Regions from separate parts of the Homo sapiens genome. Here region 2 is linked to region 1. The links are chromatin loops, found by intact Hi-C in ENCODE. Cell type or tissue: dorsolateral prefrontal cortex. All regions are shown on one strand. Links, peaks and the distances in the headings refer to the core of each region. The heading gives the core; the rest is flanking DNA.

What was found. A loop is a pair of places that touch in the nucleus more often than their neighbours do. Peaks named below come from ENCODE experiments on the same cell type or tissue, not always from the same donor. Only the 100,000 strongest peaks of a DNase experiment are listed, where the experiment ranks them.
Region 2: it touches region 1 in a loop (19-fold over the local background); 5 of 110 quality-filtered maps call a loop at or near these places.

Annotation. Positions count from the first base shown.
Region 1 is chr3:179,803,946-179,819,323 of GRCh38, forward strand. PEX5L (peroxisomal biogenesis factor 5 like) reads right to left here. Exons shown (of 15, transcript NM_016559.3): 10 at 11,916-12,059; 11 at 7,856-7,926; 12 at 5,526-5,723; 13 at 4,327-4,492; 14 at 3,729-3,886. Among named protein-coding and RNA genes, the nearest start is that of PEX5L-AS2, 87 kb to the right of the region's middle. RefSeq lists an enhancer at 7,667-7,716. In dorsolateral prefrontal cortex, for the core only: CTCF peaks have their summits at 7,851 (motif pointing right) and 8,052; a DNase peak (open chromatin) is centred at 7,896; H3K27ac peaks cover 2,021 bases.
Region 2 is chr3:180,012,327-180,027,704 of GRCh38, forward strand. The region is part of intron 1 of PEX5L (peroxisomal biogenesis factor 5 like); the gene reads right to left. Among named protein-coding and RNA genes, the nearest start is that of PEX5L, 17 kb to the right of the region's middle. RefSeq lists an enhancer at 2,029-2,528. In dorsolateral prefrontal cortex, for the core only: CTCF peaks have their summits at 6,490 and 6,691; a DNase peak (open chromatin) is centred at 6,465; H3K4me3 peaks cover 505 bases; H3K27ac peaks cover 3,144 bases.

The DNA.
Region 1 (15,378 bases), core at 2,915-10,914:
AGGAGCCTACTTGAGTAGACCTTTTTGCCCCCACTTCACAGGATGGCAGCTCTACTGATGTCTCCCAGTTTTCTCTCATAGACCCAGACCTGCAAGAACTCGAGGGAAAGGAAGATCTTGAAAGCCTCTCATTCACTGGGTGCTTCCAGCTCCAAGTGTGTGGTAATGGTTTCAGAGGGATTTGGAGAGAAACAGAATAGTCGAACTTACCTCATCAAACGACTCCAGTTTTTATTGTCCCCCCATAAAGATAGTCTAAACCTGCTCCCCTGCTTGTGAACTCAGAGTCCTGTTGGGGGACTCAGAAGGTTGTACATATATATGTGTGAATAGTTTTCAAATGTTTCACACATGTATGTATAAATAATTTTAAATGTTTGTGTATATTGTCATGATTAATAAAAAGCCCATTCATTTAAAAGCATCACGTTATAGCTTTCCCTCATTATACTCACACTAAAAATATTACTATCAAGCAGGATGAAATTTTCATCCAAAGGAGTCCTCATTTTTGAAAAGGTTAAGACTCATTGGTCTAAGCTGTAGTCTGGAGCTCTATTGACAAAGGTGTAACATTTAGAGCTAAAGCCAAGTTTCACACCAACAATTTCCTCTCCTTATTTTAATTGTATATGGTACCAGGGTAGTGTTTGCCTTTGACTCTTTATGGAAAATGTGATGACAAGCAGCAAATGTTACAGCTACATACACCGACACCTGCAGTTCTTGAGGGAGCGGTCCCAAGACGTTTGTGAAGTTGAAAGTACTTAAACCAGCTCCTCGCTTCCTTTTGAGCTCTTTCTCTATTGAGGGTTGTTATTTCCTGAGTATGCACTTATACCTCAAATTATACTTCTTTTCAGAATTCATTTAAGATTTATGTCTCTCTCTCGCCGGGTGTAGTGGCTCATGCCTGTAATCCCCGCACTTTGGGAGGCTGAGGCAGGCAGATCACTTGAGGTCAGGAGTTTGAGACAAGTCTGGCCAACCTGGTGAAACCCTGTGTCTACTAAAAATACAAAAATTAGCCAGGCATGGTGGTGGGCGCCTGTAATCCCCGCTATTCTGGAGGCTGAGGCAGGAGAATTGCTTGAACCTGGGAGGCAGAAGTTGCAGTGAGCCGAGATTGCACCACTGCACTCCAGCCTGGGTGACAGAAGCCTCCATCTCAAAAAAAAAAATTACGTCTCACTCGATGGTCTTTTTTTTTTTTTTTTTTTTTTTCAGGAAAAAGCACAAAATTCTTACCACTTCTCAGATTTCCCCCACCTGGCATGACAATAAAAGACCCACAAAACTTAGTCGATACGTTCCAAAGTAGCCAACTGAGTAGTGTTGCCAGATTTAGCAAATAAAAATACAGAATGCATAGTTAAATGTGAACTTCAGATAAACATCCCTTGGTATCCGTGGGGGATTGGTTTCATGAACCCCTGAGAATACCAAAATCTGAGAATGCTCAGGTCCCTTGTATAAAATAGCATAATATTTGCATATAGCCTGCACACACCTCCCATATACTTTAAATCATCTCCAGATTACTTATAACTAATAAAATGTAAATGCTATGTATTTGTCATACTATATTGTTTTTTAAAAAGTTGTGTTTTTTAAGAAATGTATTCAATCCACAGTTGGTTAAACCCACAGATGAGGAACCCATGGATATGGTGGGCCAATTGTACAGTAACATCCCATGCAATATTTGGAAAATACTTACACTAAAAACTTATTTGTTGTTTATCTGAAATTCAAATTTAAGTGGGCATTCTGTGTTTTATCTGGCAACCCTAAAATTGACTTGTTCCAGTATGGGAGACTTTCTGCTTGAGGATTTAAAATTTACACCTTAACGGAGGTGGCCATTTTTACCTGTCATGAGCCTTCATGGGTCCCTGAAAACAGTAACCCTGCTGAATTTTGTATCTGTGAATGCCAAGAAAGTATTTTATTGGCCACTCAATTATTGTTTTCTAACCCTAAGAAGTTATAATTAAGAAAAACTCATCTAGGAGCTTTATAAAAGCCTCCTTTAATTGAAAAAAAATATATAAAATATACATAGTATATATATAAAATGTATGTAATATTTATATATTTCTTTTGTAAGAACAATTATAACAATTACATTATATGTTTTATATATATATATGTATTTTGTTTTACATCTCCCTTGTTCTAAAAAAAAAGGAATCTAAGGTGTCTCATAAAATACATATACACAACATATCTAGAAAAAAAGTGAATGAAAGACGTAAATAGGAAATCTGGCCGGGAAAATCAGATGAAGCCAGGAATGAAGTTAGGATACAAAATAGACATCCGCAGGGCTTGGACAGCTGATGTGTAGGGGGGTGGCACAGAGTCAGCTCTGGGCTTTTGCACAGCTGATGTAAACAGGGCCTCTGCAGTGGCACATTTCACAGTGTCCATAAAATAAAGCAAGCCGCTTGGTAAGGAGTCATTCAGCTCTTCCTGGTTTTGATCTGAGAAAATTCTCTTGACACAGTTAATCTAGTGACTAATGCTCTTTGTAAGAGTTTTTTCGTACAGTGCAACAACTATTTTCTAGGATCTCAATGTTTGCCAGTGGCAAAATGCACCAATGCAGTTCAGAAGCAGTCATTCTTTAGATGTCAAAAGAGTGAAATCTAGTTATACAGTTCTCTGATGACTTACTAAATAAATAATAGTAATAAGGATGATGATGGCAAAAATAATAATCATCATAATAAATGCCTGCTAGGCATTGAGCATCTGCTCTGTGCTAGGCAATTACATTTAACCTGTACAAAATCCTGAAAAATAATCATTACCTCTTTCTCTCTCTTTTTTTAACAAGTGAAGAAATTGAGGCTAAAAATTATAGACCAGAGTCACAAAACCGGTACATGGCAGAGCTGTGATTTTAACACAGGCTTGTCTGATTATTAAAGCCTGGCTCTTTCAGAGAATGAGAAAGGGTTTACATCTTTTGTGGGGTTCAAAACTAACATTTAGTTCTTTTTCCAAATTATGAAAGTAATACCGGTTTATTTAGAAAATAGAAAAAATGGGAAAAGAAAGAAGAAAAAAGATTACCCATACTTTCATTATCTGAAAGAAATAAAGGTCATTTCTAGGCCCTGGTAATGGGAAAAAGAAAGAGAGGACGCAGACCTTAACGACGAAGGACGAGAATGAGAAAGGCATTTTAAACTATAAGCCCAGTTGTGTTTTTTCTTTTCTCCCAACTAACTTGATTGGTATATTAGGTTTAGAAAACCTGGACTCTTAGTTTTGCTTTGCTAAACACTGATTCTGGGACTTTCTGAAAGTCATTTTGCCAGGTCCCCTTGCCCACACCCCCAAGGCTCTTTTTTCCTTAAGTGGAAAATGAAAGATTGACGGGTACTATTTCTTGAAGAGTTGCCCTTGGGGGTGTTGAAAATGCTGATAACTTGTCCTAATCCAGGCCAACTGAATCAAAATCTCAGGGGCCAGGAATTGGGAATCTGCATTTCCCAAGATGCGGAGCCAACTGCTGCTCTCTAAAGATTGAGAACCAGAGAAGCACAGGGTTCCTGCTCAAACAGGCCTTGGGATCTGAAGGCTCCACATTCACCCTTAACGGCAGGAGGAGGAATACTCCTACCAAGGCAGGCATTTTTACTTGGAAACAACCTTTCAGATTATTCGACCTCAGTCCTGGGCATGGCCTTCATCCTTGGCCTGTTGCTGTACTTCACCTGTAGGCGCCCAGGTTGATGCAGCTTATTCCTAGGTTGTATCTGGACCGGATGAATCCTGGCTGAATCTCCAGTGCTCGCGTATAGGCCTCCACGGCTTCCTCGCTGCGGTCTCCGTTCGCCAAGGTCGCCCCGAGGCGGTTCCATAGTGAATAGTCCTGATGACAAAATCAGAACTTTCTAACAACCCAGTACAAGGCACAATGACAGAGCATTCCTGTATTTCTCTGCAGAGAAAGGAAGATGGCTAAAAATTTATGCAGTGCTCATGGATGGAGACCATGGCCAGGTGAATTACTAAAAAATCTTCACGGACAGTTTTGTCAAATGACTTTCACTCGTCAATGAACAGCTACCATTTGATGTTGTCATCAACAACATCAATTAGTGTTTCTATTTTAGGTATTTCAATATTAGTGTTTGTATTTCAGGTATTTCAATATTAACAGCCACAGTAGCACATTATTATTAGTACCCATCACTTTAAACCATTGGAGTCAGGGAAATAAAGTGCAGAAGAAATGTAGACGGTGTAGCCTGTGAAAACTTATTTGTTACAGAGAACGCTGTGGTTTCTTGCTGTGCTGTGCTGTCTTACCTCTGGCCGAACAGTTAAGGCAGCGTTAAATGCATCTATTGCTCTATTAAATTCTCCACTCAGGTGGAACAGAACCCCTAGACCTGTCTGCAGGTCTGGGTCGATCATATCTCCATTTTGGTGGGCAGCTTCCAGATATAATTCCTTCACCCCTTCCAGAACAGAGCTACAAGAGAAAAAAAAAATTAGATTTGTAATCCAAATAGTCAGAACATAAATGATTTACTGTTAAATCCCTTGACTGTATTTCAAGAAGTCTCTTCGTTACAGACTGGAAAATTTTGCTTAAAATACCTTAACTCAATGAGAGGACTATTAATGCTGAATGTTTTAAAATATGGTTGAATTTCATGAACTATTTTGTTGTACACGGATACAGACTGTGCTAAGTAAGGTCTTCACGAGGCGAGTTCTGTTGACTCTATGAGTGCCAATGTGGAAAACCCCACAGCTAAGTTTCCCAAGGCCTCAGTGAATAAGGATTTAACATAAGGATTTATTGCTGATAGAAAACAAAATTTCTAGGCCGGGCGTGGTGGCTCACGCCTGTAATCCCAGCACTTTGGGAGGCCGAGGCGGGCGGATCACGAGGTCAGGGAATCAAGACCATCCTGGCTAAGGTGAAACCCCGTCTCTACTAAAAATACAAAAAATTAGCCGGGCGTGTTGGCGGGCCCTTGTAGTCCCAGCTGCTCGGGAGGCTGAGGCAGGAGAATGGCGTGAACCCGGGAGGCGGAGCTTGCAGTGAGCCGAGATTGTGCCACTGCACTCCAGCCTGGGCGACAGAGTGAGATTCCGCCTCAAAAAAAAAAAAAAAAAAAAAAAAAAAGAAAACAAAATTTCTAGAAGACGAGACTTTCATTTTCCCCATTCCTAATTCTCAGGCTGGATAAAACTTGGAGCATTGGTATTTATTATACTTCACCTTGGGTGAATTCTGTGTCCAAAGCATTTGACTTTAAAATGTGGCACTCAGATAAATGTCTGTGAGTGCCCACAATGTAGATCATGTGCCCGAAGGTTGGCCCTGGTCTAAGCATTAATCTTTCTAACGAGTGATGCTCCTCCAGCAGAATACTGTCCTGCAAACCATTCTGGAGTGGGTGGTGTCTAGGGTGTGAGGCTCATTAGTTGCCCTTTAGGTGATTCATTGTATATATGGGTGTTTACTGCCAGCTGTAATATAACGAGAAGGATACCTATCAACTGGGGACTTAGACATCCGCCGGGTGAGGCCTGGAGATCCCTTCTTGCTTTTCACAAGGTATTTGTACTTTGGATTTTGCTTAATCCAATTCTTCAGAGCGTCACAGGCATCCTGCTGATGGCCAGTGTTAGTATAACTCACAGCCAAGGCCATCAAAGCTTTTAAGTTGTTGGGCTGTAATTCTAAGCACCTGAAAAAAAAAAAGAAGCCAATTTCAGATTTTTTTTTGAGCCACAATCTAACAGTTCTTCAGAAAATGTGGGGGGTCTTTATTAACTAAATACTGCAAAAGCATTGGTAAGCTTGCTTATGTCAAGTTCCTGGAAAGCACCATATTTATCCACATAAAAATGGAGACCTCAGCATATTTTTAAGAAAGTTAAAACTTACCCTAATGATTGCTAGGTTTGGTAATTTTAATAAGTAGCTTTAAAACTATGTGGCTTATCCCTGCACATGATTTATTAGTGCTTAATCTAATGAGATCTCATGAGAAATAGGGGATATCATTATTTTAATGCTGCTTTTTTTTTTTTTTTTTTTTTTTTTTTTTTAGACAGAGTCTCACTCTGTCACTGAAGCTGGAGTGCAGTGGTGTGATCTTGGCTCACTGCAACCTCTGCCACCTGGACTCAAGCGATTTTCCTGCCTCAGCGTCCGAATAGCTGGGATTACAGATGCCCACCACACCCAGCTAATTTTGTATTTTTAGTAGAGACAGGGTTTCCATGTTGGCCAGGCTGGTCTCAAACTCCTGACCTCAAGTGACCCGCCTGTCTCAGCCTCCCAAAATGCTGGGATTACAGGTGTAAGCCACCACACCTGGCCTCTACTACCAATATATTAAATATCTATTATCCCCAAAGAGAACTGACTTGAATGTAGACATCTAGATATGAAAGATTTTACAGTCTTTTGCAAAGGAGAGGGAAATTCCTGTGTTTTCAGAACTACTGATGTGGGTTTACAGGAGACACAGGCTAAAGCTACTCCCCCTCATTCTATTCCACTGGCCTCTAGCAAGGGATTTTCAAACTGAAGTGCATGTGAATCATCTGGGGTGTCTTATAAAATCTTCATTCTCATCCAGTAGGTCTACTGGGGTGGGCCTGGGATTGTGCAGGTTTGACAAGTTCTCAGGTGATGATGAGGTCTCTGGATAAGACTCTGAGGAGCAAGCCCTAGGCAGGACATAATACCACTCTGTGGTGGGCCTAATCTCCCAGATTATCAGCACTGGGTAGAGAGGTTCTTAATTCTGGATGCACATTACAAACACCTGGGAGTTTTAAAACTATTGCTGCTTGGTTCCCAGCCCTGATCAATTAAATGATCATCTCTGGGCTGTGCTTGGGCATTATTTTTCCCCTCCAAACGATTCTAATGTGCATGTGTATACAGGGTTAAGAACCACTGACTCAGAGCTCCAGATGTGGAGTTGGGAGATGAGGGTTCAAGTTCTGTCTCTGTTACATACTCTCTGTGTGACCTTGACCTTTCCTGATCCCCAATTCTCTCATCTGTAGGAAAAGGCTCTGAACGCAGGGCCACACCCCAGGCACCGTTACTTCATCAAATACCAACAGAATCTTGAAATCTAGGATTCCAAGATTGTAAAGCCCTAGAATTGCAAGAGTCTAGAATTCTTACAATCTGATATTCCAAAGCTATAGGATTTATACACATACATTATGTATGTACATTCATATAAACACCATACATATAACATATGGAATGTATGTGTGTGTGTGTGTGTGTGTGTGTGTGTGCATATGTATACGCACACATATATATTCTCTTCCTATAGCACTATATTAAAGGCACTCAAAATAAAAGGTAGGGAAAGTGGAAGTCTATTTGGCAGAGGCTACTTTTCCAGGGTTTAAATAGGAGCTCTAGTCAAGTAGGGTGTAATATTACACACACCCACTGTTCCCATCCCTCCTGCTCCAACGTCATCCAGACCATTAGTCAGTACTCCACTTATTTTTTTTGAAGAATATTTTCAGATGTTTCAGAAGGCTAAAACGTTAAAAGGAACTATTTATTCAATGAGTCTACTTTATGACTGGGTTTAACACAGGCTTTCTCTGGTGCCAGTGAATGTCCATTGATTTGTAGATAGTAAGACATTGTTAGGAACATGACTTCATTCTAAGTTGTTTTTCAGAGCTAAGTGTGAGTGATATGCGGTATCTCAGCACTTATCCTTTACAAATTCTTTACACTGTACTTCAGTAAAGATCAAAAGACAAATCTGAAACAGGAAGTTCATTAACAAGTATCCACCAGGCCCATGATTTTGCACTTAGCTTCCTTTACCTCTGGAGGGCGACAATAGCTGCTTGTTCATTTTCATTCTCCGCCTGGGTTATCCCGAGGAACTGCCATGCCTACGAAAGACAACTGATGTTAACATTGCAAGATGAAGCAGAATTACTCATGTGCTTCAGTTGGTTTGTTGACCTGTGATGGATCCCCTATGCAGAGCAAGCTGTCTCATATGTGAGCGCTATATAAAAGGGAAAAATATTGTATGCATTTCTTCATTCAAACTCTCTTGTGACACCTGGCTCAAGATCCTCTGTCATTATTTCCAAATTCGTTCAGTATTTATCCTTTCCTATAACCCAGTGCGATGGAAACCTCTGAATTTCTGAGATTTCGTTATATTAGGTATCTTAAAACCAAAGGATAAATATATAAAATTATACGATTGTGAGGAAAAGGGGTGGAAATATAACCCAGAAATGTAGCTAAATGAAATTTACAATAAGGAATCTCAAGATGTACAATATTAACTTAGCTTGTATGAATGAAAGTCACTTACTAGAAGAATTCACAGGAGATTTAGGAACTAGGAAAAGCAAAACAAACAAAATCTCCCATGATGTGTTCATTCCTCTAAGGTAATCACTGTTAAAATGCACAAAACATATAACACAATCATAATGTAGACATAATTTTATAGTCTACATTTATACATTTCATCGTACCTTAAGCCCTTTTTCATGTTTTTACAAAATCCTTGTAATTTTTAATTTGGATTTTGTTGAATGGCTATTCCATTATTTACTCAACAATTCCCTTATTGCTTTAAGTTGGTTGCAATTGTTTGCTATTGTAAATAATATGAAGAACATCTTCAAGCAGATAGCTTATGTTTTTATATCTAGAATTAAAGTTTTTAACACAGCAAATTTTTCTCTGTATACTCATAAGAACAATAACTCTCACACTGTTATAAGAGTAATACACACAAGCAGAAACCTCTCATTACACACATTGTCTTCAAATTTGCTGGGGGTGGAGGTATATTAGGGTCTTAAGGTTTAAAAATGTTTGGGGAGTGTGTAACTCTCCTTCCCAAGGCTGGGAGAGTTACACACTCCCCAAAGACTCTTACACACTCCCCAAACATCATTTTAGATTATACCGTTTTAAAACAAAACTCTATGAAAGCACAGTTATCTTAAAGTGCCATTTGAATGGTTTTGGCTTTTCCTCTCATGGGTTATAATTACATATACCTTATAAACTCATAAAAATACTGATTATTCCTCCCTCCAAATATCCTTGATTCTTTTAAATCTCTTAAACATACAGACAGCAACCTCTATTTTGATTTCACCTTTCATATATCTTAGAATGCTTCTTAAGAAAAGATTGATGAAATAGTCTTTCTCTGGGGACGTTTTTCTAGCCTTTGGCCATGGTGTCATTTTCACTGTCTGCAGTGTTATTACTTTAACTTTGAGGTCTCCATAGGTTCAGAAGCCCTGGGTCCTTGTCTGGAATTTGTTAGTTACCACAGGCCCTCATTTTCTTATTTATGAATCTGAGATCGTAATATGTCCTTAAAAAAATCTTCCAGGGCTGTTGTGTCAAATAATGTAATATATTTGAAAACGCCTTGTAAAATACATAGCATTTATGTAAGATGACATTATTATTTTTAGGGGGTGGCCTATAGTTTCATATTAGTGTAATAATTTCCTCTTCTACAACGAGAATATATCTTTCATTTTATTTATTTTTGAGACAGGGTCTTGCTCTGTCACTGAGGCTGGAGTGCAGTGGCACGATCTCGGCTCACTGCAACCTCCGCCTCCTGGTTCAAGTGATTCTCCCACCTCAGCCTCCCGAGTAGCTGGGATTACAGGCATGAGCCATCCCACTCAACTAATTTTTTTTTTTTTTTTTTTTTTTGAGACGGAGTCCCGCTGTTTAGCCCAGGCCGGACTGCGGATTGCAGTGGCGCAATCTCGGCTCACTGCAAGCTCCGCCTCCCGGGTTCACGCCATTCTCCTGCCTCAGCCTCCCGAGTAGCTGGGACTACAGGCGCCCGCCACCGCGCCCGGCTAATTTTTTGTATTTTTAGTAGAGGCGGGGTTTCACCTTGTTAGCCAGGATGGTCTCGATCTCCTGACCTCATGATCCACCCGCCTCGGCCTCCCAAAGTGCTGGGATTACAGGCGTGAGCCACCGCGCCCGGCCATTTTTTTTTTTTTTTTGTATTTTTACTAGAGACGGGGTTTCCCCACGTTGGCCAAGCTGGTCTCGAACTCCTGGCTTGAACTGATCCTCCCGCCTTAGCCTCCCAAAGTGCTGAGATTACAGGCATGAGGCACCACGCTTGGCCTATCTTTTAAAAATTCTAATATTTTGGTTCAGAATTTCAGCTTTCAGTTCAACCCCATTTCACTGTAAGCCTTTTGAACAAGATATTACAAGATTTAAGTAGTGATCAGTTTACTCATTCTTCCTACATAAAGTACAACCAATAATAAAAATGAAGGCTAAATATTGATGTGCCAGGCACTGAGCTGAGCACTTTATTTGTGTGCACTAATTTAATCCTTGCAACACCCAATGAGATAGTTACTATTAGGATTTCCATGTTACAGATGAGGAAACTGAAACTTAGAGGGTTTAACTGATTTGCCCCAGGTCCCATGGCTAACAGGTAGAACAGGGATCTGAACCTATGCAGTTGGGATAGCACAGCCTAGATGCTTAACCACTATTCTACATTGCATTCTCAGCACCAGTATATATACCGGTCGCTACAATTTCTGCAGATTCCCTTGGGAATATTCTTTATATGATGATTCCTGAAAATTACAAATGAAAGAAGAAACCATTATATTGACACTATCTTATGATAGGCCTTCACAGGTTTAGGAATCTAGGGGATTAGGACTGCAGAAGCTTTTTGGTGGTCTCCCAGCCTCTGTCTCTAATCACTCTTCTCATCTCGGAGAAAGGGGTTTTTCTAACATGCAATCTGTTGGTATGTCTCTCCTGAGTACAGGCCCCTAGTGGTTTCCCATGGCTTTCAGATGAATTTCAAATTCTTGCCTATCTCTTCTTGCCTTCCCTCTACCATTCTCTCCTCCCCTCTTCCTCTTAACAGGATGCTTCATGCCCCTCTGCCTACCCACATAGCGCTCTCTTGTAACAAAAACTTGACTCCCCTATTGCCTTTAATTCCTGCCCCCACCCTGGCTTCACTTGTGCAGAAAGGCTGGATGCTTTCTAGTCTCTCAGCATCCTGTGCACACTCTGACATTGCATTTATTACACTACATTGATGTTTTTACTTGTTTTCCCAGATAGACCATAAAGATGTTTTCCACCTGATATGTTTTCTCAGCTTTTAATAGTTTAAGCCAGGACCTGGTCTAATTTTTGGAACATAGTATGTGTTCAATAAATGTGGCGTGAGTAAACCAAGGGTGATGTACAGTGTGACACAAGAGCCAGACATCACTATATACTGTCCCTTGAAAACTACCGCTATATACTGTCCCTTGAAATCTACCGCTGGGCGCGGTGGCTCATGCCTGTAATCCCAGCACTTTGGGAGGCCAAGGCCGGTGGATCACTTGAGGTCAGGAGTTCGAGACCAGCCTGACCAACATGGTGAAACTCTGTCTCTACTAGAAATACAAAAATTAGCTGGGCGTGGTGACAGGCACCTGTAATCTCAGCTACTAGGGATGGTGAGGCAGGGGAATCGCTTGAACCTGGGAGGCGGAGGTTGCAGTGAGCAGAGATTGCGCCATTTCACACCAGCCTGGTTGACAGAGCAAGACTTGTCTCAAAAAAAGAAAACTACTGATAAGCCTTCAGGTTGGTAATTTTGATTTTTCTTTTCCTGCCCCCAATCTTTATTTATAGGCACTGTAAACACTGCCAATTAGAAATTTGGTTAGAAAACGGGTACTTATTTGTAACTTTTAAACAAGTAGACTAAGCTAGGTTAACTCCTCTGGGAACCTTTACTTGATGAAAAGCTGACCCAGCAGAGTTCTGTGTTATCTGTCCCTTGTTAGCACATGCCCTTTCTGAGTCTGGCAGAATGAAGGGAGAATGACACCTCTGCATCTCCAGGGTCCTGAAGAATTGCTGCTTCCATGAACAGGATGGTGACTGGCAGATCCCCTTCCTTCAGCCTTTTTAAGCCTTCTTCAAATGCTCCAGGCCAGTCCTTGAAGGGGTTTTCAGTGTGAAAGTAATATCCCTGCAACACAGAAAAAGGCCAGTGCATGAGCCATTGATTTCTCTTCTCATTCTCACATTCAATAAGTTCTCATTAAAAAGTCAGGAAACAACAGATGCTGGAGAGAATGTGGAGAAACAGGAACACTTTTACACTGTTGGTGGGAGTGTAAATTAGTTCAGCCATTGTGGAAGACAGTGTGGTGATTCCTCAAGGATCTAGAACCAGAAATATCATTTGGCCCAGCAATCCCATTACTGAGTATATACCCAAAGGATCATTCTACTATAAAGACAAATGCACACATATGTTTACTGCAGCACTATTCACAATAGCAAAGACTTGGAACCAAACCAAATGCCCATCAATGATAGACTGGATAAAGAAAATGTGGCACATATACACCATGGAATACTATACAGCCATAAAAAGGATGAGTTCATGTCCTTTTCAGGGACATGGATGAAGCTGGAAACCATCATTCTCAGCAAACTAACATAGGAACAGAAAACCAAACACCGCATGTTCTCACTCATAAGTGGGAGTTGAACAATGAGAACACGTGGACACAGGGAGGGGAACATCACACACTGGGGCCTGTTGAGGGGTCGGGGGCTAGGGGAGGGATAGCAACAGGAGAAATACTTAATGTAGATGATGGGTTGATGGCTGCAGCAAACCACCATGGCACGTGTATACCTATGTAACAAACTTGCATGTTCTGCACAGGTATCTCAGAACTTAAAGCATAATAAACAATTTTAAATTAAATTTATTTATTTTGATTAATTATTATTTATTTTAAATTTAAATTTCTGCTTTTCCTTATTATGAATATAGTACATTTTCATTGTATAAAGTTTAGATAATACTAAATAATATAAAAAGATACAAAAAGTTACCTGTAATGCCACAACCGAGATACGACCACTAATATTTTTGAGTTTGCTTTCTTCTGATATTTTTTGTTCTTTTTGTTTCAACAGTTTCCCCTCAAGATTTTAAAAATACTGATTCTTTAGACATGTTTTTGCTAAGTGCTACCACCCATACCCCGAAATATGAATCCCACATACTGTATATCTGTTTACCTACTAGGGCCCTTTGGAGAACTACAAACCATTGTCATAGCTAAGAATTTTTTTGCCTTCACCCTGAACCAGTTTTTGCCTGTTGGGGGCTATATTGCCCCTGTTGAGCATGCATGTTTTAAAGTTAAAGATTTTTTTTTAATTGTAAAAATTTAAAGAATACAGGATGTATAAATAACTGGTATTTTCTATGAGCATATAAATTAAACAAGTAGGCACATATTACATAGGCAGTCTTGTAGCTTAGGCCTCGCTTAGTTTTATATTGTGATTTCTCTATGTTATTAAAATTATTCCCATGGATAGGCTATATTTATTTACTCAATCCCCTATTGATGAACATTCAGGTTATTTTAAAGTTTTTGTTATCATAAATAAAACTACGGTGAAAGCCTTATGCACAAATCTTTGCTGCATGTACTTATTACCTTAGGATAGACTCCCAGAGGGATTTATTAGGTTAAAGGTTATGAGCTATTTTTAAGCCCTTGAAATGTGTAGCTAAATTGTTTTTGAGAAAAATTTGTCCAATTTAAACTCTCATCTGAAGTATCTGAGAGATGTTATTTGTTGCAATTTTACTTGCATAGATTGTCATAAAATCTTTTAAATTTGATAGATACAAATAAGCTAGTGTGTTGATGATGTTACTAAGGTTTAAGAGTAGATCAAGTGGAGGCCTTCAGTCTCCATAGGTGCTTAGAAGGACAAAATGCCCCATCAAAAGCCACAGGGTGTGACTGGCTTATGTGGGGTTAGTGTGGGTATGGGGTTCTGGGAGTAAGGGGCTATGGAGCTCAGGCAGACCTCGGGGGCACGAGTTACAGCCCAGAGTCTGATGATCTGAATCAATGTCCTGTGTTCTCACTTAGCTATGATTTCCTTGTGGAAAAGACAGTTACTTTTAATGAGATGGTTGTTCTAATTTTATGAGATTGCCTGGCCCATTGAGGGACAGAGTATTTGGAGGAGAGAGACATTTTAATGACTATGTAGATTGCAGATCTACTAAAATCGGAGACTATTCGTCATCACATCCCCAGTACTTAGTGTAAGAGTAGATACTCAATAAATATTTGTTGCATTAGCAAAATATCATGAATGCTATCCAGAACTGAATATTACTGAGACTTCCTCCGCCACAAAATAATAATATATACTTATCTATATATAGTTTTTCTTTTATTCTTTTAATTAATTAATTAATTTTTAATTTTTGTGGGTACCTAATAGGTATATGTATTTATGGGGTACATGAGATATTTTGATACAGGCATACAGGCATACACGTATGTGATGTGTGTAACAGTCACATCAGGGTAAATGGGATATCATCACCTCAAGCATGTATCCTTTTTTTGTGTTATAAAGAATCCAATTATACTGTTTTAGTTATTTTAAAAGGTACAATAAATTATTGTTGAGTGTAGTCACCCAATATGCTATAAAATACTAGATTTTGTTCATTCTATGTAACTATGTTTTTGTACCCATTAACCATCCCCAGTTCCCTACCCCCCTCCCCTGCCCATTACCCTTCCCAGCCTCTGGTAACCATCATTCTACCCTCCATTCACATGAGTTCATTTGTTTTAAATTTAGCTCCCACAAACAAGTGAGAACATATGAAGTCTGTCTTTCTGTGCCTGGCTTATTTTACTTAACATAATGACCTCCAATTCCATCCATGTTGTTATAAATGACAGGATGCCATTCTTTTTTATGGCTGAATGGTACTCCATTGTATATATGTACCACATTTTCTTTTCTTTTCTTTTTTTTTTTTTTAAGACAGGGTCTCATTCTGTTGTCCAGGCTGTGTACTGACACCATCACAGCTCACTGCAGCCTTGACCTCCTGGGGTTGAAGTGATCCTCCCACCTCAGCCTCCTGAGTAGCTGGGGACTACAGGCGTAGTCCCCTATAGTCTCCTGTAGAACTGTAGAACTACAGTTCTTTCTTTTTTTTTTTTGGTAGAGACAGGGTCTCACTCTGTTGTTCAGGCTCACATTGTTTTTTATCCATTTGTCTGTTGATGGACACTTAGGTTGCTTCTATATCTTGGCTATTGTGATATATGCTCTTTTAGGTAAGAAAGTTCCACATTTTTCTTTCAAGTCATTTACACTTATTCCTCAGTGTTCCCCCCAACCCCACCAAGTGTTTTTAAATGCATAAATCCTAGAGCAACTGGGACTTCATGAGTGATTTGGCTGGTTGTTCACTGTACTTGTGCATTTGCTGGGGC
Region 2 (15,378 bases), core at 3,260-11,259, 210 kb after region 1:
TTTGAAGACTAGCATAAAACAATATTGATTTAAGCAGAGTATTTTTGTATTCTTGCTTTTTATGGGAAAGAGGCAAATAACCCTCCCTCTTCCCATCAAAGCAAAATGATAACAGATTTTATTTTTTAAAAAAGGAAAGAAACAAACTGGTAGGTTTTGTTTTGGAGTCAGTGCAATTTAAACCCATTGTCTTCTTTAGAAGAATTATATGATTATAGCACTCAGCAAGGAGAATTGATGTAAAAATATTGACCCTGGTCTAGGTACTACAAAAAAGAGTTAAACTTAATAAGGCAAGTATGTAAGGTAATAGATAAAGGATTTCAATAACAACAAGAAAATATAAAGGTGAATGATACTTATTTTATGAAATATACAAGAGAATAATAAATTCCAGTATATGAAATATATAGCATACTTTTGAAGAATAAGTTAAATTACCTATGATAATCCATTTTTAATACCTATATCTTATTAGGTTGTCGACCTAATAGTAAATCTTTTCTAATTTTATATGATCAAACTATTCTTTGGGATGCAGAGTTAATTAAAAAAATACGTCTCTGAATCACACTGAAAAAAATCAAGTATTCATAACATGGAGCTTAAAAGAATAAAATTCTATTCACGATTATGTTACAAAGTGATTTTTAAAAAAATTATTCAGCAGTCTTCCATAAGAAACTGCAATGGTCCTCAGTTGAGCTTTCTGTAGTTTTGGTAGCAGTATTTCTTTCTGGATTGAATTCATTTTAGGAAAAGTGATCAGTTTTGCTGTCTTGGGTAAATCAGCATTTACGTTTATAAAACTGAACATGCACAGATTATTTTATACAAGTACAAAACTATAAACAATTGGTTCTTAATAATATGCCCTAGCAATGTATTACCCATGACACTTTTTGTAATGTTAAAGCATTAAATGCAACACATATAAGTCTTCATGTGTGTGCACACAAGTGTATGTTTAAAATTCTCAATACTTCGTTTTTCTCATACCCAGATTAGGTCTCAGTAAATCAAAATGATGGCAAAGAGTATATTTGGGCAACAGCAATATACAAGTTTACCATGCTTAAAATTCTTACTTCTCTTACAAAACAAAACAAATTCCTTAAACCAATGTTTTAATCTTTAATTTGTCATTTAAATACTTATTTTCTATAATATTTGGATCACTTGTGACTAAGGGCTCCATAGTCACAAGTGATCCAAATTAGTTGTGACTCTATCTGGTGTCTTCAACTATGGCTTGGAACTACAAAACATTTCTTTAGAATTGATGGCATTGCCAGAGAGGACTGAAGTTTGTATGTGATATGCTTAGTAGAACGCCTGGTATATGTAAGCATTCGAGACAATTTAGCTATTGTAATTACTACTCAAACAATAGGGATAAAATGTAATTTGTATTTCATAGTTCCCTGAGGGTATTCACCTCCACTTGTAGAAAGAATGCAGGAAAAACAACTGGAAGAAAATAATAATGATTGTATTATGACTGATTTTTAACTTTTTTCTACCTTTCTTTTTGTCCAAATTTTCTACAAGGAACACGTGTGACTTTCATAATAAAAAATCAAATTTTAATTTTTTCATTGCCCTTTAAATTTTGTTGAACCTCTTTAGCATGTCTGTTTGTCATATTCCATTGCAAACTGCAATAACTACAAGTATGGACTGAAGGCATTGAGAAGTCTTGGCACCATTGGGTGGGAAAGGGAGTAATGCATCCATGCTCATGCCCTTGAAGAGTATGAAAGCAGAATGAAAATTAATGAAATGTGTTTTATGTTTTCTGTGTCATGTCACTAGTTTCTCTTAGAAAATTATTAGCTGAGGAAGGAACTATCCTGAATTCTGTGCTTCAATTAAGGGACAATGTCTAATGCACATCACCTTAATACCAAGAAGAGATTAAAGAATGCAGACACAGGAGATCGAGACCATCCTGGCTAACACGGTGAAACCCCGTCTCTACTAAAAATACAAAAAATTAGCCAGGCGTGGTGGCGGGCGCCTGGAGTCCCAGCTACTCCGGAGGCTGAGGCAGGAGAATGGCGTGAACCCGGGAGGCGGAGCTTGCAGCGAGCCAAGATCGCGCCACTGCACTCCAGCCTGGGTGACAGAGCGAGACTCCGACTCAAAAAAAAAAAAGAATGCAGACACAAAACTCCCAGGTTACAGGAAAGTAGGGCTATTACTTTCATTAAAACTTAAAGATAAGCTTAGAGTTTTAGTCTCTATAAAGCATGTCTAAAGTTTAAATCTGGAAAATTGTTTGGAAAAACAAAATAAACCACGGAAAGTAGTGTAAAAGAAGCTAAACTTTTAAGTCATATAAAAACAGTTTTAAAATTCATTATAAAAAGTGTGTGTTCTATTTTATATGTATAATACTACTGGAAAAAAAATAAGGCAAGTCTCTTTCCACTAAATTTTTTCTTTTTTTCTAGCAGAGGAACAAAGAAAAACCACAAACGAACCCCGAAATCTGAATTGGGATTATTATGGTGATTTCGATCTTGCAATTGCAGCTATTTCACCAAAGGCTTTTATTTCATCCTTGCACTGTACTTACCATAAGATGCTTGCTACATGTAAACATCAGTACCTATTTCTGTTATTGCAGAACCATTTTATTCAGCACTGACATAGAGCATAAACATGAATAAGGTATATTCTTTTCAAGCAAGAAATGTGAGAGGTAAACACAAATAGCAATAACATACTTGTAAAAGTGCTCTGAGAAAGAAACAGATGAAGTGCTGTGGGGATTACCGGCAGAAAGGGCTCTGTCTCATTCCTTAGCAGAGCCTTAGAGAAATGTTTTGCTGGAAGATGGGTTGGCTCCGTAAACCCCTTGAGGACAGGAACCACACCTCATTCATCTTTGTATCCCTTCCTGCTAACATTTGATGAATGTTTAAAACACATTTTTTAAATAATATTGTATACAAGGGAGTTGACTCTGGAGCCAAATTTCTGGTTCAAATCCCACCTCTGCTAAGTTAGCGAACGAGCTACCAAATTTTAATTATATTTTATAGAAAACTTGTTTTCTCCAAAACGAGGTGTGTGTGTGTTTTAATTCTAATGTCATGCTCTTAGTATAACAGAAGAAAAATGTTTCCTATTGAGGACTCCATTCATGGTAGAAACATCCATAATTGTCTTACATGGTGAGAGAGTCTTTAAAATTATCATCATTGTATATTATTAAAAACTAAAACAAAGCAGTATCCCTGATGTCTAATTATAGTGAATTGTTCCTTAGTGTTTTCATGGACTTCTGGGAATTCACAAAATAAACAAACTGAGAGGATGGCCATGGTTATTCATGAACTAGAATTTCAGAGTTAGAGAGGGCCTCAGACCATTCTATATATTAATCTCCTCACTATTGGTGAGGAAGCCAAGCTATAGAGAAGACTTAAGTCAGAAGAATGAAGGGCAATGATAGAAGAGATTTGAAACTAATTTTCTTGACTTTTGTCTTGATACATAGGAGGTACTTCATAGAATATAATAATATATAACATATAATATATAATATTTAATATATTATATATAATGTATAATAAATAAACAAAAGTGTAAAAGTAGGATGAATAATCAACACATGAAATTATGAAAAGGCATAATGGGATATTTGGGTTTAAACTACAGAGACAGAGAAATAATGGCTGATAGTGATTTAGGTCACAACAAGTGAGCATGACTGATTTGGGGAAAAAACATTCTTTTCCACAAAGAGAAGTAAGTGCTGTAACACCACCACCACCACCACCACCAACACTCAATATCTTATCTTTCTGTTTTTAATTCTATCCTTAATTTTATTCTAATGTGTTAATCTTATCTCCAGAAAAATGTGGCTAGGTCATACCATGGGGAAGGATGACTTTGATCAATGATTATATCATAATACTTAAAGTTTTATTAAATCCTTACTGCTATCTCTAATGTTTAAGTTAGCCTCCTATTAATTGGATGTCAGCTCAGTGCTATGAAATATTTTTATATATCTATCTCTCTATATATGTGAATGTTTAAAATCATGCCCTTGTCTTTAAGAAATTTCTAATTTAAAATAGATGAGATTCACAAGGTACTAACACAGTTCACCTATCTCTGCAACTGACCTTTAATTTGGTTGTTTAATTTGTCCTTGAATATACCTGGTTCAATTATCACGCAGGAATGAACAATACAGAAAATTCTTGCTGATTTTTATCACAAAAGAAGTAGACATGTACCAGCAGTGCAGCTGGAGCCAGAGGGGCTCCAGAGGTGACAGTGCTCTCAATAAATGCCTGACCTTGACCTTCACCCATGAAGTGAATGATGCTGAACTTCCAAGAACTCAGACAGGGTTGCAGATGGATTTTATTACCTTTCTGATGTAAATCTATACTTAGTTGTAAAGTGTTATTCTTAAATGTTCCTACTTATTAATTTAGCTGATTTATTTGCATTTATATTTGAACATTTCTTGCAAATGTAAATAGCTTTCCATTTATGCTCTTGATCATTTGCTTTGTCAATAAACATACTTAATTCCACAGGAATCCTAAAGAACAGAGCATTATAGATTCATGAATCCAAGTATTTAATTTCATATTTTATTGCTAACTTTTTATGTAAAAAGAGTGAGTAATGTTCATTAACACATCATATTTATTTATGAAGTTATATTTTCATGATGAAATTTTATACTAGCTTAACATCTATACAAGATTTTCTCTAGTGGGTAAATTGCTGTCTCATGATAAAATAAAAAAAGATCTGTTTACAGATTTGAGTCTAAATTTTGGTCTAAAGGAAATCGGGAGAACCACTACGCCACCATATTTTTGACTTATGAATAGCTTGAAATGGCTGTTTACCAAACTTAAATGTTTACACATCCCCAGACGGAAATATCTTTTATGATTTTCTCTCTGCTGTTTTGGGAAAGGGACATTTTCCTCACATAACATCTAGGTTTTGAAATAACACTGGAAAAAAGAATATATGGATTACAGATTCAAGCCCCAGGATGCCTTTGCAAGTTTCTCTCTCTTATACATTCCTAAAATGTATTTTAAAGCCGTTATCAGTGTGAACTATGTGAAAAGTTGCCATTTTTAATAGAGATTTTAAAAACCATTCTATTTGATTGGGGACTATCTTTCAATATTTAATTCAAAACACTATACATATGACCTATTAATTTACTCTCAAACTGAGTGTGTACTTCTGTCACTCATGTACAACTGAGCCATATTTTCAAATACCCATTTTCCATATACTTTATATATAATTATATTTCCTTATAAAAATTATTTATTTCTTTATTTTATTTAAATCTGATCTTCCTACATAAGTTTGTGTCTTTTCAGCTAACTTTTAAGTTCCCAAATAAGAGGGAATATCATAAAGCTTTGTTTCTGTAAGAAGATAAGATGCTAAAAAATATTTGATAATGAATGAATGAATAAGTATTTACTTCTATAAACATGACTTGGATAAGCACTTCTGAGAAAAGGTTGAGGTTCAGAGAAAGGAATCACGATTCAAAATAAAGAAAAATTAAGATGAAGAATGAGGACTCAGGGTAGGTGGATATCAGATATGCTGAAGAGATCTATTTCTTATTCTGCTCTGTGTTTCTCAGATTTTATTTTAGCACCCACAGTTTGGAAATCAGATAAGCTTTCCTGGGAGTATAGCCAAAAGGCAAAGTGGATTTCAGCAATTTCTATTTATTATGGTTGTACAGTGTGTCAGGAACTGAATGGAACATATACGTTACATTAGAACATCCTTTCCCACCAAAGGCAGTGTTCTGGTTCCTCATCTATTAATATATACCATATACCTCATATGAACAAAAGTAAAACATACGTTGTTTCATATAATATTTTTATACATATATATTATGTCACGATTAGTTTTATATTTGCAATTTTTCCATCATTTGGTAGGTCTGTGTTAACCTTTCTATTGAATGGGCTGGAACCATTTTAGCCAGTGAATATCTCATGTAAGAATATTCTAAAAGAAATAACACAGAATGCAACATAGTCTTGCTTTACCACTAACCGGCTGATGACAAGTAACTAACAGTCGGTGCCTTGGTTGGTGATATGGCCAGTCCTTCTGACTTGACAATGCAGTTATGAATATAAACTATGTTATAAATGAAAACATATTTTTTGAAGTGAAAATCATGTTAAAGATAGCGCCAATATTTATGGCTGTGCAAGTCATTTCCAAACCTGCCTTTCATTTTATTCGTTTTTAGAGAGGGGAAGAGCTTCTGTTGGCCTGGGAACCTTGTTCATTCTAATAGGAGAGTGGGTGCTGCTCTGAAATGAAAAATGACACACACGAATTTGCAGAAAGCTTGAGGTAAACATTTAGACAGCTCACACGAAGCCTTTCACCCAGGCCTGCCTGTCTTACTGGGTGACATCCAGTTGCTATGCTTCTCAAAGGGCTCCCCCTGCCTCTGAGATGGCTCTCTAAGGTTGCTGCAGATTCAATTTGTTCAAGTTGTCTGTTTTTTGTTGTTGTTGTTGTTTGTTTGTTAAAATCCAGAACAGCAAGCCTAGAGTTTTCGGGCCACTCTATTAAAGGCATCATAGAGCCACAGAAATCAATACAATCAACTTTATTTCACAATCAGGTGTGAATGGTCAATATGCAGAAATCCATTTCTTCTAGCTCCGTGTATTGGTGTCTATTTTAATTGTGTGCATAAAGGAGTGGAACGTGTGAAGGAAGTGTGCCAAACAATCTTCTCCATTGCTCAGTAGGGTAATGTCTTGTAGGCTGTGTTTAGGGCCATGGAATAGATCATAAAGGTTTAAGGCCATATAGGGTCACAGTTGGAAATAAAGTCAATAATTTGAACTCCAGGTCTCTGGGATTTTATGTTTCTCTGTAGACTGTAATTTACTCATATAATCGTGCTTACTTAAAGAATGCATATATAAATGCATAAATATTCCTCCCAGTCAACCAACTTTTTCTGATCTCCAGTAAATCAATGTTTGCCAAGAACTTTCACTGTCCCAAGGTATTAAATTTGCTAACATTCTATAAAAGTGTGCTCCTGGCTCTGGTTGGAATTTTAGCCTCTGGTTTCTACTTCTGACTTATGAGGATACCTCATTTTAAATGTGCAAACAGGCAATTTCAGTGATTTAAGGTAGAAGCATACCTTGAGGTTCTAGTTTCCCATTTTTATTTATCATCATATTTCCTCCTTCAATTCTCTCTAAGTGGGTATACCAAAGGCAATTCACAATTCTGCATCTAATATAACTGTCAATGAAAATATTTGTATTTCCTTGGGACTGAGGAAATCAGAGAGATAAAAGGAAACAGAAATACTTCCCACTGCAACTAACTTATCCCATTAATTAGTTTGAGGGTATAATTTCCATATGATCACCTTATTGTAGAATTTTAAATGATGGGAAGTAGTGGTCTCTGTTTTGATGAGATAATCTTTATCAACTGGATAATGTCCCCCCTCAATAATATAAGGATATTTCTAAAGCAGAGAATCCAGTATTAAAACTTGGCAACAAATCTGTGAATGTTCTTATCGACAAGAGTCAGAAATCAAACAATTAGGCTTCTTAACGAATTAATGTACACTTCAATTTTCAAATTTGAGATGGTCAGAGAGATTAAGAAACTTGTCTAAGGTCACACAGGTAGGAATTGCTACAACTTGGATTAACATCTCATCGAAAATTTCCCCCATGTCTTCAAAACCAGAAGAAAAATATGAAAATAATCTTCTCAGTCAAATAACGCCATGATATTCATTTCGCTTACAATTATATAATCCATGGGGATAAATAACAGATGATTATCATTTCATATAATGAGCAAATCATGCAATTAATTGATAAAATAAAAATTTAAACCAATACAACAAAATATTAGAACTAAGTAGAAAAAGTAGAATAAATATAACATTGGTCTAATTTTATCGTAAAGTTAGATCAACAGCTTCTCCCCCAATAAAATCTAATTTTACACATATATCCTATTTTACATATATCTTATATATAAGATTTATACACATGATAAACTCTAGATACTATTTAAATTGCTTTTTTATTACATTAAGTACTATCTCAAAATGTTAATTTATTAAAGTTTAGTTTAGAATAATAAAATTATTTTACTGGGAAAAGCTTCAGATTCTACCAGTCCTTTTGTGATGTGAATGAGAAAACTGAAACCCACAGAGATAAAGTGATGTTTCCCAAGTCATATACAAGTTAGAGCAGAAACAGGCCTGGGATCCAAGTGTTTTGCCTGTTGGCTTATATTCTTTCTTTTGTTCTTCACACTTGCCTTAAAAAAAATCAGACAGGAATTTGAATGCATTACTCAAGAATAATTGATTTTTTAAAGGGAATAGTTCATTTTCATAATAATTTAATTTCATCTTCAAAGATGCTAGATAAAATGCTTAATCTATACTAGTCTATGGGACTCTTCAGAAGTTTAAATCAAACCAAGCAGACTAATTAAGGCTAATTAAAAGATGAATTTGTTCAACAATTCTTTATTTAATCCAACATGTATTGCTTGCCCACCATGACTAGGCTCTGTGCTAGGTACCAGGGTTGAAAAGATGAACAAGATACAGCCAAGAGAACCACCCCACCAAGAAGTAGGGTAAGGGGAGCTGAGACAGAGTTCTGCACAGGCTCAGGGTGCTATGAGAACATGAGGAAGGCATCTAACCCAGCCCTGGAGGTTTACGGAAGACTCCTTATAGGAAGTGATACCTTCAGCTGGATTTTGAAGGATAAGCAAGGATCGGCCAGGTAGGTGAGAATGTGGGTGACCCGGTCAGAGAGAACATCACTAGAGAAGGCCAGAGGCATGGAGGCACAAGTCCAATTTGGGGACATGTTCAAAATCTAGTAAGGTTAGAGTTTGGAGTTCTTATGAGGACATTGTAGATGAGAAAACAGCAAAGTAGGGCTTATAAGTCATATATTATTGTGGAGGCCAGTGTTTTTCATACTTCAGTGTGCATTAAGTTCAACTGTGGAATCAGAGTCCCAGGCCTCGTTCTCAGGGAGCCTTATTCAACAGGGCTGCAGTGGGGTCCAGGAATCTACATTTCTAACGAGCATTCTAGACAATGATTCTAAAGATGATTGCACTTAGAAACACTATTATAGATGATGCTTAACATGAAAGGACTTCAAATAAAAGGATGATATGAGAGAGGAGCGGATGACTCCCAGGTTTCTGACTTAGGTAATTGAGTGGATGGTGGTGCTATTACACAATCCAGAAAAATAGGGGAAGAGGTAGGCCTTACGGAAGTTGGTACAGTTGGTGGTGGTGACAGTGAGTCCATATCTGAACATGTTGACTTTGAGTTGGAACAGGTACAGGTAGTCAGTTAGTGAGACTGGTGTTAAGTTGGGGAGATGTAACTGGTTTGTGGACAAATATTGAGGATGAGCATAGATGCTTAGTTACTTTAACATTTCTTTATCTGTTTAAGCATTTATTAAAACACCAGAATAATGTGCAGTATAAGCCACAGGTAAAATAACAATTTTGGACAAATGAGACCCAAAAACACATGTATTTTAACTCTTAAAATAGAAGATGGGAGTAATGCTTCCTTGATATAACACAGAACATTTAATTTCTATTACTTATTGATTCTGAAACCAGAATATAATCACATGAATGTGCTAGGAGTTGATTTCTAAAATATTAATTTTAACAAAATCAGCTATGAAAGAAAACATGATTTTTATTTTGGTATTTTAATTTTACATTGAATAATTTGATCAATGCTATCACATTCTGATTTTTATAATGTTACTTCTTAGTCCTTCCACACTCCTAAATTAATTGAAAGTTTAAAATTAATTTTAAGACATTAGGGAACAAATGTTCCATTTAAAATAGATATTTTAATATGAATTGAGATTAGTAAAATAAGAGCTGTGCATATTTCCTCCACAATAATTTTGATCCTGCCATTTAGAAGTAGTTTCCTTTCAACAAAGCTGGTGTTTTCTCTTCCTGCATAAATGGATGTCTAAGATCATAAGAAATTAAGAGAACTCCCTCAAATAAATAGCAACGGATTTTTCTCAAGTAAAGTCTTGTATTTAAAAGAGGGGTTAATTTAAAGGAGGTTAAAACATTAAAGTAATACATGAAACACTTGGTTAACTACCTTATTAATGTTGAATGTTTTACAATAGCAAAGTACAAAATAAAACATAAAAATATTTAGGTAAGTAATAGAATTTTGAGTGGGGATATTTCAGCTTGGTTTATACATACAATCAAGATAATATTGAGGATCTTGAAAAGTGTCTCCACACTGGGCTTCTGAGCTCCGATTAATCCCATAGCCTCAATATTATTCTGGCCTTCTGGGCATTTCTGATTCTAGAGGGGATTTCTGCATAAAAGATGGGTGTTTTGTGACTGTTCTGTACTCCACTAAGCAAGTGCACTCCATCCTACACAAAGGGGCTCTCAGAGTATTACATGCATAAATGTTACAGGTGTTGAGTGCAGAGTATCGGTAAAGCTATTTGGATTCTACATCTGTGTTGAGTAAGTGGTAGAAAGAATGCATCAGTGATTTCTACCCTCCAAGGCCACCGCAATGTCCAGAAAACTTGCAAAATCATTTTATCTCCTGTTAGTTGAGTCATTTTGCAGCGGCTGAGGTACCGACATGGAGATATGGCCTGAATTTGCTATGCAGGCGCAAGCAATAGAGTGAAAAACAGAAGACCCAGATTCTACTCCTCAGTCCCCAATTGATTTGACAAGGAAGTCTGGGGGAGGTGGTCCAACCTGTATGCTGCATTCTCTTTATCAGCATGACAGAGATAAAATATCTATCTTTTGCCAACCTCACTGAGGCACTCTAAAGATTAACTTTTACGAACATCTCACTGTCACAAAAAGTGACTATTGTAGCAGAGATATCAGTATTATATCACAAATAAGAATCTGCTATATCAGGGATAGCTTTACAGGAAAATGTCTTATTTGCAGAATGAGGAGACATACGGCAGCATGCTCCCAAACAGCACGTCCTCTGAAGAATTAGGAGAGGCTGATCTTTGGCTTCGTAAGAAATATCAAGCTTCTCGATGTTAGCAAAATTTTAAAATGTATTTTCCATTATATGGTTAGTAGTAAACTGGGGGAATCGGCCCTGACCAAGCACTCACAGATGTATTGTATCACTAATTAGAGGCCTGATAATAATAGAATCCTAGAGCTGGAAGGAAAGCCAGTAAGCCTTTAAAGAGACCATCCTCTATAAAAGCCTTAGCAAACACATCCAATTTGTGTTTGAATATATTTGGTAAAATAGAGCTAATTTATTCACCTTTCACCACTCATCTACACACACACACGCACACACACAGAGAGAGAGAGAGAGAGAGAGAGAGGGAGAGACTAGCTGCTTGGTAGAGGAGACCCCCTTCAGAGCCATACCTAGCTCCTTGGTAGAGGAGACCCCCTTCAGAGCCATACCTAGCACCTTGGTAGAGGAGACCCCCTTCAAAGCCATGCCTATGGTTGTGCAGATTGGCTGTGCAAAGATGTCTGGGTGAGGGGGCACTATTCAGGTCTGAAATCCAACCCTCTACCTCACATACCAAGTGTGTGCCTGGGTGTGGGATTGTGTTCCCCAGGAAAAAACACAGTCTTTGTATATTTGGTCCACCCAGAAAGGGTACATTTTTATTATTTGCACAAAGGTAGTACATGTCACTGGCACTGGTATTTCTTGTCTCCTTTTAGAAAGACCTCTGTGTTGACATGGGATTTTTGAATCTTCTTAGCCTGTAACTGAATGGGAAGAATCACTCCTCCGTATTTCGGGCTCACATATAAGAGTAACTGTGCCCGGCACTTTGGGAGGCCGAGGTGGGTGGATCACGAGGTCAGGAGATTGAGACCATCCTGGCTAACACTGTGAAACCCCGTCCCTACTAAATATATATATATATATATATATATATACACACACAAAAAAAAAAAAAATTAGCCGTGCGTGGTGGCAGGCGCCTGTAGTCCCAGATACTCAGGAGGCTGAGGCAGGAGAATGGCGTGAACCCAGGAGGCGGAGCTTGCAGTGAGCTGAGATCATGCCACTGCACTCCAGCCTGGGAGATGGAGCGAGACTCCGTTTCAAAAAAAAAAAAAAAATAGAATAAAAGGAACCCATGGTTCAGATAGGTGCACAAAATAGACAAGTCCACTGGATGACCATTGTATGACCATTGTGAGTACAGCTCCTTCCTTGGATCTGATGTGAAAAGCTGCATGTGTGTGTGTGAGAGAGAGAGAGAGAACTCACATGTGCATGCATGTGTAACTGGGGAGGTCAGGGCTGGGGGTATAAGCAACCCTTACAACAGGGTATAAGCAAATGACAGCCTCCGACAGCAGTTCCGACATCATAACGTTCTGTCATAGCCTCAGTTGTCTCAGGGGTGTGTGTGTTAGCATTATTATCAAAATTGTTGTTGACAACCAGCTGAAGTGGTGAAGAGGTGTCCAGAACTTTAGAGGAATGGCTTCTAATTCCACATGATCTTGGCTGGTTAGAGATACAGTTAGAAACCATTAGAAGAATCTATTATATTTCTAAGTCTGCAGTCCTAAATTGTCCTCCAGATTTAAAGAGGTTGAACCCATTAAACTGCGTAGACTGCTTTGACAGTGGAGTGTTGGTTAATTACAGTGGCAATCTAATTATAAGGTTTATAAGGTTTCCCTGTAATTGATTTCATTTCAAGTGTGTAGAAACTTCACTTGATATGCATTTGTTTCCACAGCTCATGGGAATAGACCAGATCCTGAGGCTGTGTGTATCTTAGCATCACGGAGACCATCTCAACTGCACTTTGGAGTCCTTACTCAGGACAGTAAGGACTCTTCTGAGTATTTCACATTCATTCATTTAATCATCAAGTCATCTATTCATTCAATAAGTACTATGTAAAGAGTATATACTTTGCACTACTAGTCTCCAAGAATATAAAGATGTATTGGATAAAGTCACTGCCACAGATGAGCTTACAAGAAGTTGGGGAGACTGACAAAAATAAATAATTAAAGCTATATGTTAATTATGGTATTGTATTATCAATGCATGTAAGCTGCTAAAGAAGCATCAAGAAAAACATCCTTAATTCTGCATTGCTGGGAGAGGGGTGGTGGTGCAGAGCAGCACTCACTGAGGGGGTAACATTTGAAGGGAATAGTGACGGATGAGTAAACATTCAGAGCGTATGTAAGGCAAGGAATTGAGGACGAGGAAATAAAAAAAAACTAGAACTGTGAGAAAACAAGAAAAGTAAGCATCTGCCACTATTGTGAACAACAGGTATAACAGGCACGCCGTGGCTAAACTCTTTATTCCACAGATAGTATGTTAAGAAACATTTTGGTAGCTCTATAAAAACATAAGAGCTAGTATAATTGATAAATTATTATATTCTAAGACCCTTATACCTTCATTATCTCATCTAGTCCTTATGAAGTCATCACAATGTGTGGGTACTTTTCTTATCTCCCTGTCACAGGTGAGGAAAGCGGGGGTTAGGGAGGATAAGTTCAAGCAAAATCATAGACACTATGTGGTGAAGCCATGGTTTGAACTTGGGGCTGTTATGCTGGAGCAGAAGCTCTTAAGCACTATGTTTTGTTCCCTCTTCAAATGTGAGGAATTATTAAGCGACGTATGATGAATGTCATCAAAAGCCTTTCAGCATTCTTTTTTTTTTTTTTTTTTTTTGCAATTTGGGAATAGGCAATTAATTGAAGAAATCTGAGCCATCAAGACCTAGCCCTCAGTTTCCTCACATGTGAAATGACCAAGTTGTGCTATGTGAACTCTAAAGACCTTTATACCTCCAAGATTCCATTTTAATTTAATCTTTCCTCAAGCTTAAGAAGACTTTCTTTTTGTCTTACATAAATCTTCCTAAAGGGTTATATAAGAGACTGTATATCAATATTAATGACTCAAATGCACAGGGCATCTTGATTATCATCATCCTTTGCATGAATATGAAACATGAATGTGCCCAATATTTCACAGTAAATTCCCGCACATGGAGGAAAAAGATGTTCTTATCATTAAGGTATATGATATGTATTTTAATTCCCTAATTAATTACTAAACTCTTTATATGGCTCTTTCTAATATCTCAAAAAGGAGTGAGCAGTAGATGGACATTGATCAATGATAGAGGAACCATTCTGCTCTTCTCTGCTACATGATTTAATAAGCCAATATAAGCTAGTTCTACCATATTCTCTTACAGTCCTGTCTCTAATGGCAGGTAGTACTAAATAAACGCAGGCTTAAAGAGAATTATTTCCTTTCAACTCTTATCTCTCAAGCCAGGCTGGACTCTAGTCAATCAAGATAGAGACCAAGGTGTCTATTTTACATTCAAGCAATATCTGAACATGTTACGGTGGACATTCACTTAAAAAAAACTTCCCCAAATCTAAACTCTCTTTCTACATTTGGGAAATTGCCCACACTCTCAGTCTTGGTGAGAAGCCAATATGCACTTTTACAGACTATCTTGGAGCCCCGGTATGAACGTGTGGCTCAGCTCCACCAATCAGCCGTATCTGCCCTCCATTTTGAAATAGGATTTTGGACACAGACAAGTAGCCATGGTAGAGAGTCCATCCTGGCAGTAAGGGCAGCCATTGAAGCTGTAACATGGGGTTTCTGTGGGCAGCAGCAGCAGCAGCAGCAGGGTAGTTGCGGAACCAGTGTCTCAGGCCTGCTGAGTCAGGGTGCAAGCTCTGCTGTTCTTTGTACTGTGAAGGCAGCAGTGGGGTCCACACTGACCTGTTCAGGGCTTGACTTGGGCTCTGCCCCTGCCTGTTCCCTGGACCCTTCACCCCTAGCCTAGATCTAGAAGTCTGCCAGTGCCCCAATGTACTTTTTTTCCAACACATTATTTATTTTGAAATAGTCTCTTAAGCTTACAGAAAAATTACAAAAAGAGTACAATGGACTCCCATAAACCCTTTCCCCAGATTTAGCAGTTTTTAATATTTTGCTGTATTGCTTTATCATTATCTTTCATTCCTTCTCCCTCCCTCTCTCTCTATGTATATATACACACACACATGCATACACATAAGATTATTAAATATACACACCATGCTTTTTATCACTTCATACAGTACGTGTATGTCCTATGAACAAGGATTTCTTTTTAACATAGCCACAGTATAGTCATCCAGTTCAAAAATGTAAAAACAAAAATAATACTGATCAAAAGTCCATATATGAGTTCTGGTCAATAGTGTGTGCCA